2 separate regions of the Mus musculus genome follow, and region 1 is linked to region 2. The links are chromatin contacts, found by POLR2A ChIA-PET in ENCODE. All regions are on one chromosome and are shown on one strand. The core of a region is the stretch at or near the end of the contact, and the rest is flanking DNA. Distances in the headings are between cores, read along the strand shown. Region 1 holds the start of Eif4a2 (eukaryotic translation initiation factor 4A2). Region 2 holds the start of Etv5 (ets variant 5).

Evidence for each region. ChIA-PET counts read pairs that join two places held with the same protein, here RNA polymerase II (POLR2A).
Region 1: POLR2A ChIA-PET joins it to region 2 with 13 read pairs in Patski. The contact joins the promoter of Eif4a2 here to the promoter of Etv5 in region 2. POLR2A ChIA-PET finds 5 or more read pairs at or near these places in 2 of 5 experiments (Patski and embryonic stem cell).

What each region holds. Positions count from the first base shown.
Region 1 is chr16:23,104,708-23,110,177 of GRCm38, reverse strand. It overlaps Eif4a2 (eukaryotic translation initiation factor 4A2), which reads right to left and starts at 2,710. Exons shown (of 11, transcript NM_013506.3): 1 at 2,358-2,710; 2 at 1,545-1,590; 3 at 1,327-1,459; 4 at 919-1,058; 5 at 25-193. The coding sequence starts at 2,386. Snord2 (small nucleolar RNA, C/D box 2) reads right to left here and starts at 1,225; the gene lies at 1,158-1,225.
Region 2 is chr16:22,437,915-22,442,954 of GRCm38, reverse strand. Etv5 (ets variant 5) reads left to right here and starts at 3,385. Exons shown (of 13, transcript NM_023794.2): 1 at 3,385-3,438.

The DNA.
Region 1 (5,470 bases), core at 1,461-3,960, 670 kb before region 2:
GGACCATTAAGATTCACTACTTACAAAGGTATCTTCTGTTTAGCATATCAAACACTCTCCCTGGAGTACCAACAACAATGTGAGGGGCTTCAGCCTGCAACTTCTGCATTTCATTTCGAACATTTGTTCCTCCAATGCAAGCATGACAAGTTGCTCCCATATAATCTCCAAGAGCCAAAATTACCTTTTGGATCTAAAAGCCAAAAATGGTAGTTATTCTATAAAACCTAGGTCTAAGACTAAGCTTAAAGGCATAATTGCACTATTATATATGCCAACAGCTTTTATGCATGCATAGCACAAAATTTACTAATTTCAAGCTTAAAATTCACCTTAAACTTAATGCTCCCTCCTCTTTTTAAACTTGGGACCTTGTTACCTCAAACACCAACTAGGAACGTAAATAATCAATTTCTACATTCTCCACTGTGTAGTGAAATGCTTTTAAGGGCAAATATTGGTATTTTTTCCCACAAGGCACTGAGCCTTATAATCTTGACCCGAATAAAGCTTGCAGCTTCATCAGGAAGTATTACTTCAAAGCCAATATAGCAGTGCTTTGAAAACATAGCATGCAACAGATGCATCACAAACTACTGAGACAGTCAAATGTTTAACATGTCACTGCAGTTTTCATGTTGCACAACTGCATTCCAAATTTTAAATGGGTACAGATATAATCCACCCTGAGAAACCTATGGGTTTAACTGTTGAGGTGCAATCAATCCCTAAAGTCATACCTACAATACCCATTTCCTGCTTAGCTTTCAACAAAACTCCCTGCATGCATGGACAATTAAAATGGGGGCTCTCACAGGACTAGGACAATTTATACGTTTTAATTTTAAATTCTTCACAGTTGTGAAACCTGAAACCTATGCAACACGCAAGCAGTTTTTTGAACTACACTATCAATACCTGTTGAGCCAGTTCTCTGGTGGGGGCCAATACTAGTGCTTGGGTCTCCTTGAACTCAATCTCCAACTGTTGCAGGATGGAAATAGCAAATGTGGCTGTCTTGCCAGTACCTGACTGAGCTTGAGCAATCACATCATACCCTAAAAAAAGTAGGATACATATTTACCGATCCCACATCAAATCGTTACTTCTACTATACACCATGTATTCCAGTTGGAACATAAAGTTACGCCCACATAAGTGATCAGCAAGAGTATTCTCTTCATTTCAGGTCAGTCCCGAAAGATGATTTGCCATCATTTCACTTTAAGGAATACAATCAGGTGCTAGTACTTCCCCAAAGGTCACTTTCCCTTTTCCGGTCCATGTATGTGCAGAGCACTTATCCTAACGGCAATAGAGTTTTACCTTTAATACAAGGGATAATAGCTCTTTGCTGAATAGCTGAAGGCTTCTCAAAACCATATGCATAGATGCCTCGAAGAAGGGACTCCTTTAAATTCATATCATCAAAGTTATCAACAATTTCATTCCAGTTGCTCTGTAAGTTAATAATGAAACTATGAATAAGACATGAAAAAAAAATGTACCTTTCCAAACCTTTAACGTCCACACCCACTCCTTACCTCGATGACACCATCGGGGTCCATTCCCTCTGGGCCGCCATGTTCTCTGCTGACAACAACACTGCAGTTAGACATACTGCTTCCAAGCCACGCAGAGACCCTTAAAGGGCCCTTCCACCCCGTACCTCATTCCCCTCCGCGCCCCTGTGCTCTGCTGAAAACGCCTCAAAACCGGCCGCAATGCTGCGAAGCGCCATTCGCCCTCCCCAACAGCTTGGGACTTGGACCCCTAAGTATAGACGCCCCTTTACTCAGTGCCCTAGGACCAGGCCCTCCCGCTTGGGAAGCGAAGCTCTCGCGAGTGCTCCGCGCGCCGAGCTCCGCCCCTAACTCTGCGCAAGCCGGCGTGATTGACGCCGAAAGGCCCAGGCAGGTCCATGCCAACGGCTCCGTCGCTCCGTTTCACGGTCCAGGGTGATCGTCCCCTGGCCGTCCAATCTCCCATCTCGACAGAACCCTAAGAACGCCAGCTCGCGCCACTGGCCGCCAATAAACCTTCGGGTCCCGGTTACCCGCCCCTAAGCAGTCTGCGCCACGGCTCCGCTTGCCATATCCCGTACGGGGAGGGGCAGCAGCCAAGATGTCACAATGTGTCCTAAGAAAGGGCATCCTTAATACTCCGTTCTTGTATCCGTCCTGTCTCCCCAACATCTGGAGTCTTACCATCATGGAAGCTTCTCGAAGGGCACAAGGAGAAGTGTGTGCCCTAAGAAAAAGCCCGCATACCTGCAGTGTGGCCGCCAAGCAACCCACCTCAACGCGGGTCCTAGTGACCTTGACTACAGGCCACCGGCCGCCCCGGGAGCGCCGTACCTGTTGTAATCCGCGGAGCCACCAGACATGATCCGAAAACCCACTCAGCGCCCGACTGAAAAGACAGGCGGACGGCGCCGCCCGTTTTTTATAGGCTCGCGGCCGGAACCCGTTTCTCGCGGAGGAATTTCCTTATTCCCCTTTCGGAAGCCACAAAATTGTACTCCTGGAGTTTGTTACCGGAGGTGAAGCCCTACAGGAGTCGATGACAAAATCCACATTTCACTATTACTTGGTATTACAGCGTTCCCGGAGATCCACGAATCGGGAACGGGTCTGGGACTCTTTGCTTTCGGCGGAAGAATATTGCAGCAGCGCGACCGCGCGCCGCGCTCCTCGGCCGCCCTGCTCCTACGGGGTTTCCGCGGCCCTGCCGCAGAGGCCGGCGGAGCCCTGGGCGCTTAGGGCGGAAGCCGGTGGCGCTGTTCGCTGGCGGGCGGCGTCTCCAGGACGCAGCTCCGGGCTACCTGCGCGTCAGCGTGCCCTTGGTCCGAGCCACCGCGTTCCGTGCCGGAACAGAATAGGGTTACCCCGCCCGTTCTCACTGCTGTTTAATGTGACAGGAAAGGGCTACCTGGCATTTCGCCCAGCCATTTAATATCCATTCAGATCTGGAACGTGTGAAACCCCTGCCACGGAAAATGTCGGCCACCCAGCACATCCTAGGAAATCCAGTTTGCAGTTCTATTTTTGTAAGACGAGAAGCACAGTGTGTAGTATCATTAACAGATGTCCCTAGGGTGGTGATTCGATTTTCATCTCTTTCTGGTCGGTCGTCTTCAGCTCTGGCTTAAAAAATAATGCTAATAATTTCAACCTAACAGGTGCGAGAAATGACTGATAGAATCACTACCAACTTGTGCAAAGGACCTGTCATTCTTTGTAACACAGAAATGTAAATGGGTGCTTCTGGCAGACTCAGCCCTAGCACTTCAAGAGCTGATTGTCTCTTCTGGTAAAACAAAACAAAAACAAAAAACAAAAACGATTTTAATCATCTAATATTGCCTTACTGAAATTGAGACAATATAGTTCGTATTGCTCGTAATAAACTTGCATGGCTGCATAAGCCTAGACGTTTCCAGTCAGCCACAACTCGAGCCCCTTGCAAAAAAATATAAGATATTTAATCCTTGAATTTTAAAATATGAAAGTATCCTGAACACTCAAAAATTTTTCTCATTAATTCAGAAGACCAAAGACTGACTAACCAGAGAAGGAAAAGGCTCAGTTTGGTAATTTACGAAAAGTATTTGGCTCTAAAAAGATTAAATTAGATTAAATTGTATTTGTTTATTTATTGAGTGTGCACCTCAGCGCGTGGAAGTCAACGGACGACTCTTAGGAGTTGATTCGTCTCCTACTACTTGGATCCCACAAGTGGGTCCTGGGGATGGAACTTAGGTCAGCATGCCCTAAGGCCAGCATTGAATCATCTTGCCAGCCCTATGTGCTATCCTTACTCAAAAATAAAACCTGTACTTATTTGGAAGTTATTGTGTCAGAAACTGTTACAAAATGATGACAAAATAGAGACCGGGTGTGGTGACATGGACTTTTAACCCTAGCACTCAGGAAGTGGAGGCTCGTGGATCCCTGCAAGTCTTAGAGGGTTCAGGCCAGCAAGGGCTATATAATGAGACCTTGCCTCAAGGGACAAGTGAGTGAGTGACAAAATGGATTGGCCATCCTGTGTAGAGTCTCTTTCAAAGTTGCCATAAAAATAAAAATAAATAATACTTCCTGATCTAAGAAACTCAACAAAGTTCAGTTTTTCTGAGGAAGACTACATGTGCCTAACAGATGTTTTCGTTATGGTTAGTACTGTCATTACATGCCCTGAGGATTTTCCTAAGTCCCTTAAGAGGAAATATTTAAGGCTAACCTTTAGACTATAACTGTGGAAGACATTTTGTATTTAAAAAGTATAGTCTGAGTATGGTCACACATGTCTTTAATCCCAGCACTCATGGAGGCAGATGGATCTCTATGAGTTTCAAGGCCAGCCTGGTCTACATAGTGGACAGTCAGAGGTACATAGTGAAACCCAGTCTTGGAAAAAAATGACAATAATAATAATAATAAATTAGAAGATAATAAATCAAAGTCTCCATCCCCCATGAGGTGTTTCCAGTAAACACTGTGCTTATCCTGTTCTCACAGCATAAATAGCACCAAGTAACTCATGAGCTAAAAATAAAGCATAGATTCTTAAGGTTTTGTAAGTCTGTATAGATGGAGTTGACACCAATATAAGGATACTCAGCTATCATCTGAAAGTAGCCTTATCAAAGTTAACTATAAATACTCTTAGTGGCCAGGCAGTGGTGGTGCAAGCCTTTAACCCCAGCACTTGTGAGGCAGAGGTAGAGGTGCAAGCAGTGGGATCTCTGAATTTGAGGCCAACCTGGCCTACAGAGCAAATTCCAGAACAGCCAGGGCTACACAGAGAAACTGTATCTCAAAAGTAAATGAATGAATGTTTATATAAATATAAATGTTCCTTAATAATCTTGGAATGTGTGAGACCAGTTATACTACAAATGGTAATTAAAAAAAAAAAATCTTAACCAAGCCACAGGCCTGTGATTTTACCTACTCAAGAGGCAGAGCCAAGAGAATCACAAGTTCAAGGTGCACCTGGGCTAGAGCATGGGCAAGAGCCCCCTGAAATACATAAATACTGCTTAAAAACAAAACAAATACGGGGCATGGTGGTACACGCCTTTAATCCCAGCACTGGGGAGGCAGAGGCAGGTGAATTTCTGAGTTCAAGGCCAGCCTGTTCTACAGAGTGAGTTCCAGGACAGTCAGAGCTATACAGAGAAACCTTATCTCGAAAAACAAAAACAAAAACAAAAAGAGGCCAGCCTGGTCTACAGAGTGAGTTCCAGGACAGTTAGGGCTACACAGAGAAACCCGGTCTCGGAAAAAAAAAAAAAAAAAAAAAAACACCAAAAATTAAATAGAGCCTTGCACAGCACATGCCTTTAATTCCAGCACTTGGAAGACAGAGGCAGGTGAAACTCTGAGTTGGAAGCTAGCCTGCTCTAAAATAAAAAGTTCTAGGCCAGCCACTGTTGAACATCCATACACAAAAGCAAAATAAAATA
Region 2 (5,040 bases), core at 2,136-4,635:
GGAAGGAGCAACAGGACACCGATTTGTTTAAAGAGACACAGACGGTGGAATATTTTCTTTTTTTCTTTCAGGCCTCAGGGCACTTCTTCCTAAATCTTAGAAAATAAGACTGAATTCTTGACCTTTCCCTTGAAGAAAACATCTCTGTCCCATTTAGTGTTTGTCTTCACATCCTTGGTTATGTCCCCGCACCCCAGGGCCACACTTGCCATAGTGAAACAGGAGGCACAAGGCGATATAGGGACAACCGGAGCACGTCCATCAGTTTGGATACCAGCTTAAAGGTGGGTTGTGGGCCTTACACTCTAGCTTGCTTTGGCATTTTGTAGGGGCCATGTAGAAAGCAGACCTGTAAAAGGAGGCAAGCAGCCAGGCTTGGGGCCTCCTTTCCTCCCTTCCCCTCGCCCTCATTGCCTCCTCTAACTGACGCTGCAAACTGAACTTGGTGAAGAACAGGCGTCTAGTTTCTCATTGTGACCGAGTTTTGCTACTGCCCAAGGACAAAGGCTAGATTGACACAAGAAGAATGTCCCAGGGGGTGGGCCTCTTTTTGTTTCCTTTTCCAAAACTGTTTCTCTCCTGGAGGGGAAGGAATGATAATTAGAGCACTTGTTCTACAAATCCCCTATGTAAATATGTTCTTAGGAGCGGAGATCCAGCGCATTAGACTAGAAACTTCTCGTATTACCCTTAACTCTCCTATCTGGCAGAGATAACAAGAGAAAGACAGTGGGATGTGAATGGGGATAGAGAAGCAAGAGAGGAGTGGAAGCCATTTTGGCCTCTGGACTCTGTTCGGATGTCCTTGCTGGGTGGGACTCCTGTCGCACCTCAGTTTCTCATTTGTAGAATGGAGATATTAATAGTGATGAATGTCTTCTCACTGCCTCACTGTGGGGACATAGCTAGACTGTGGAGGGCTGTGTGACTACGGGCTGCCCAAGGCAACCCCTGGAGATCATTCATCTCTATGTTATTTATTTATTATTTATTTATTTATAGCCCAGCACAGGATCTGGCTGAATATCTGGTACATCCTAAATGTTTGCTGGATGACTAAGTTATTAGTTACCAATAGCTTTAATGAAGCATAATTCCCCACATATGATACTGTGGCTATCAACTTCTCTCTTTTCTGTGGTGCTGGGTCTATAACCCAGGACTTTGTGCCTTCTAGGCAAGTTCTCAATGATCTTCCCAAACTACCATAACTACCCAGGACTCCTGGGCACATGACTGCCTTCTCAACACCTAGGAGGAGGGGAAGAATAGACAACTAGCTGGAGGTGAGTTTGGGTTACATAGTGAGTTCCAGGCCAAACCGGCTGCGTATCAAGGTCCTGTCTCAAAGAGTAACAAATACATAAATCAAGTATGACACACAATACTTTCCCTCATTCCAGTTAGCCCCTGTTTATTGCTACACACTTTCAAATTTCTCTTCTCAAGGAGGAATGGAGAGCTTCGGTCTGAGGCAAAGGTCACAACAGCCACACTCCAGGCGTGGAGTGTAAGGAATGTGAAGGAACCACTGTGAAGAGGCCTGCACTGGAGCTGATACAGCAAGCCACAGAACTTTTAGAGGACTGGGATCTGAGACAATTAAGCAAAGGGGAGTAGGAAATTCTTGAAGAAATTTCAACCAGGCAGGAGGTTGGCCTGGGATGAGAACAGGGAGGGATGGCGGTGATGGGACCAAGCCGGTGAGAGAGGATCTGGAACTAGTGTGGGCCTTGCTGAATTGAAAGCCTTCAGGACGTCAGAAACAAGCTGGGAACACGGGTACAAGAGGACAAACTCTATAGCCACCAACTAGAATAGGAGCTAAGGGAAGCACTGTGCTCAGGCAGGAAATTAAATATCAAGGAACTGCTCGTTAAAAGTTCAAAGCACCTGCCCACACTTCAACTGGTGCCCTTCCCAGTCTCCGGCAAAACCGATAACTCAGCCCACTGAACCTGGGTGCAGGTCTCATCCCAGCATTCAAACTGGTCAAGGACTGTAATCAACACACCAAGTACCAGCTCTGATCCACAAGCTTAGGGGGGAAAGGCCGCGGACTAGAAATCCACACCACGTGTTTCACTGTGGGGCACTGGGCACCCTTAGGGTAACAACTTGGGACCCGCTTTGCTGAGGCTCAACTCTCCAAACGCTGACACCTTGCTGCCCGGTTAGTAGAGAACAGAACTCGTTCACAAGCACCCTAGCGTCCTTGGGAAAAGAAGAGAACGGCCATTGTCGGTGGCAGGAGCAGGACGAGGAGTTGGAAGGGGCAGAGGATTGTTTTATTTGTTTCCTGGAACACCCTGTTAAGAATCTCAACAACTGCAGTCAATGCCCGATCCTTTGGCAAGCAACACTGCTTCTCCCGGTTCCCAGCTGCACGGGATCTAATTCGCAAACACACCATCTTGCATTCAACACTTAAATGGAAAACAAGCAGCCCGGGAGAGAAGCAAGCGGTCTAACTGCACGCACGTTTCAAAGGGATTTGTGCTTCCAAGGCCCTCTACCGGCCCGGTGCGATCCACGAACCGGGTTTCTGGCTGTAGCCTCTTGCCTGTAGAGCTCAGAGGCAATTATTAGCCCGAGAAGACGCGATCGGGTCGGGCCTTAGGCTTTGGCAACATGGGTACATCACTAAGATCTGGAAAAGCTCAGGTTTTTAAAGGAAGGTAACTACTTTTTTTTCCCACTGGAAACCTGGTTTAAAAAAAAAATTAAGGCTTCTCTTCAAGGTAGCTAAGATTAGAGGGCTCGGTTTCCGTTTTTTGTGTTTCTATGGGCCGAACGCCCAGGCAGGGTCAGCGAGTTTCTGTGTGTGGAATGACGAATTCCTCTCGCCTGAGTTCTAAAATGATAACTTAGCTCGCTGCTGCAGCTGCGAACGCCTGGCGCCAAGCGGCCCCGCGCGGGGGTGGCGGGAGGAGCGGTGCAGGCCGAGGCCAGGGGGAACTTCGCGAGTGGCCCCTTTAAGAGCTTCACTGACTCAGCTAAGCTTCCCCCTCAGGTCGCGTTTTTTATGAATGAAAAACGTCCTTACATTCATTATATAAACAAGCCGGTGCTGATTGGTCAATGGCGCCCAGCGCATAAATTATGTAAAACAGACCTCTGAGGGCGTTGAGGGAGGCCGACCGTTAGCCAATGGGCGCCGCAGATGATGGGGCGGCCCAGCTGGATTTGCCTGAAGACAGGGTAAACAAGAGGTGATGGGCAGCCGCGGGGATGGCCGCCGACCAATGGGGACGTGTGTGCTCTGGGCTGCGGGCCAATGGCGGCGGGCGGAGCCGGCGGGGGCCGGGCCAGTGCTGCAGCGGGTTGCAGGGCGGCGCAGAGTCCGGAGGCCGGCGCGCAGAGCGGTCTTCATCCCCGATCGCTGCGGCCCAGCCCGCCACGGAGGCGCGCAGGCGGGCGCGCGGAGTGGCCGCTCAGGTGCGGACTGGTTCTGGGTCCTCAGTTGGGCGTGCTTGGGGTGACTCCCGGAGCTAGCCGCCCCCTCCCCCCGAGGCCCGGTTCGGTTCGGTTCCTGGGAGGCTTCGGGCGGGGGCGGCTAGCGGTTCCGGAGCGAGCGGAGAACGGGTTTCCGCACGCCGCGGAGGAGGCACCCGGGGTGCTGGAGCGGGTGCAGGGAGCGGGGTGCCCGGCTCAGGCTACAGAAGCGGGGTGCAAGAACGGGGTGCGGGGCGCGAAGTTGTGGGCCCCCGAGGGCCCTGGGAGGCTCGCGAGAAGAAACGCTCCGCGACTCTTAATATGGGGGGTGGGGGGAGGCGAGCAGCAGTTTCAGGGGTTCTGCTTCAGAACCCCGAGAGTTAAATGACACCGACATGTGCAGCCTGAGGGTGCAGGATCTGCCCGAACTTCTGCAGGCCTGGCAAGTTGGAGACTGGGCAGCGGGCCCGCAGCCCCCCACTCCCTCCTCTTAGGGCTGAGGGTATTGGGGCCGCCTGAGCCACGGCCTGGGGGAAGAGAGAACCGGTTCCGAGGCTGCCGAGAGTGTGCTGGAACCTCGTGAATGATTCGGGGTCTCCCCCGCAAAGGGGGTACTGATTAAGTAGGGGGTGATGAGGGGAGGCGGCATGTGTGATCAGGAGCAAATGAGGCTGCTGGTATCGGCCAGCGCTGCACCTCGTTTTCTGAATGTGGGTGACTTTATGAATGAAGCAGGTTTCTTTCTTGGGCTCTGAGCTCTGAGGCTTTTTTTTTTTTCTCCCTTTTTTTTTTTTTTTTTTGTGAATGAAGCATTGAGCTTTCTTCCTAAAACGCTGGGGTGAGGGGCCTGCGTCGGAGGCTAAGCGTGCGTTGGGAGTGGGGGCGGGGGCGCAGCTGAAGGAGTTTTCATGAATGGGAAGGCTGGGAATTGGGTGGAAGTGTGTCTTGTTTTGTGAATGGGGCCGGGCGCGAGGGATCCAGTTACAGCCTCTACCTGCGGTGGCGGCCGCGGCTCCATCTCCCATTCATAAAACCAGGCTCGCTGCGCGCCACGGGGAGGGGCCTCGATCCGGTCGCTGCGCCCAGTTAAAGTTTTCCTGGGGGCACCCTGGATTTGGGGGCTGGGGGGGGGGAGCGACTACGACGACACAAAGGAAGTGGTTTAAACTCCAGGATGAACCGAAGCCTTCCCTGCAGGCTTTTAAAAGATACTTTGAACACGACGTTTCCAGCTCTTGAACTCGAAGGGCTGCTTAGAAGATCCTTGCTGCTGCTTTTGGAATCTCTTAGGGAAGTTTCTTTTTACCGATTTTTTTCAAAGGATATTTTTTTGCGCATCATGAGCTTCTAAAAATATTTTATCCTCTGGTTTTCCTACACGTTGTTCTCTTAACCCACAACAGACATTTAAGAATTTCTGAGGCCACAACTTAGTCAAAATTTTTAAAAATACAGCACAGAATTCTTTCTTCTCCACAGTCTACTAAAGATTCTCAGATTTGGGTCCTGGTTGGTGACATTCAAGAGAGGCCTCATTCTGAACGATGTTTGCACTGTGTGGAAGGAAGGCAAGCTGGCAGAAGTGTTTTTCTAGGAAGTTGCGAA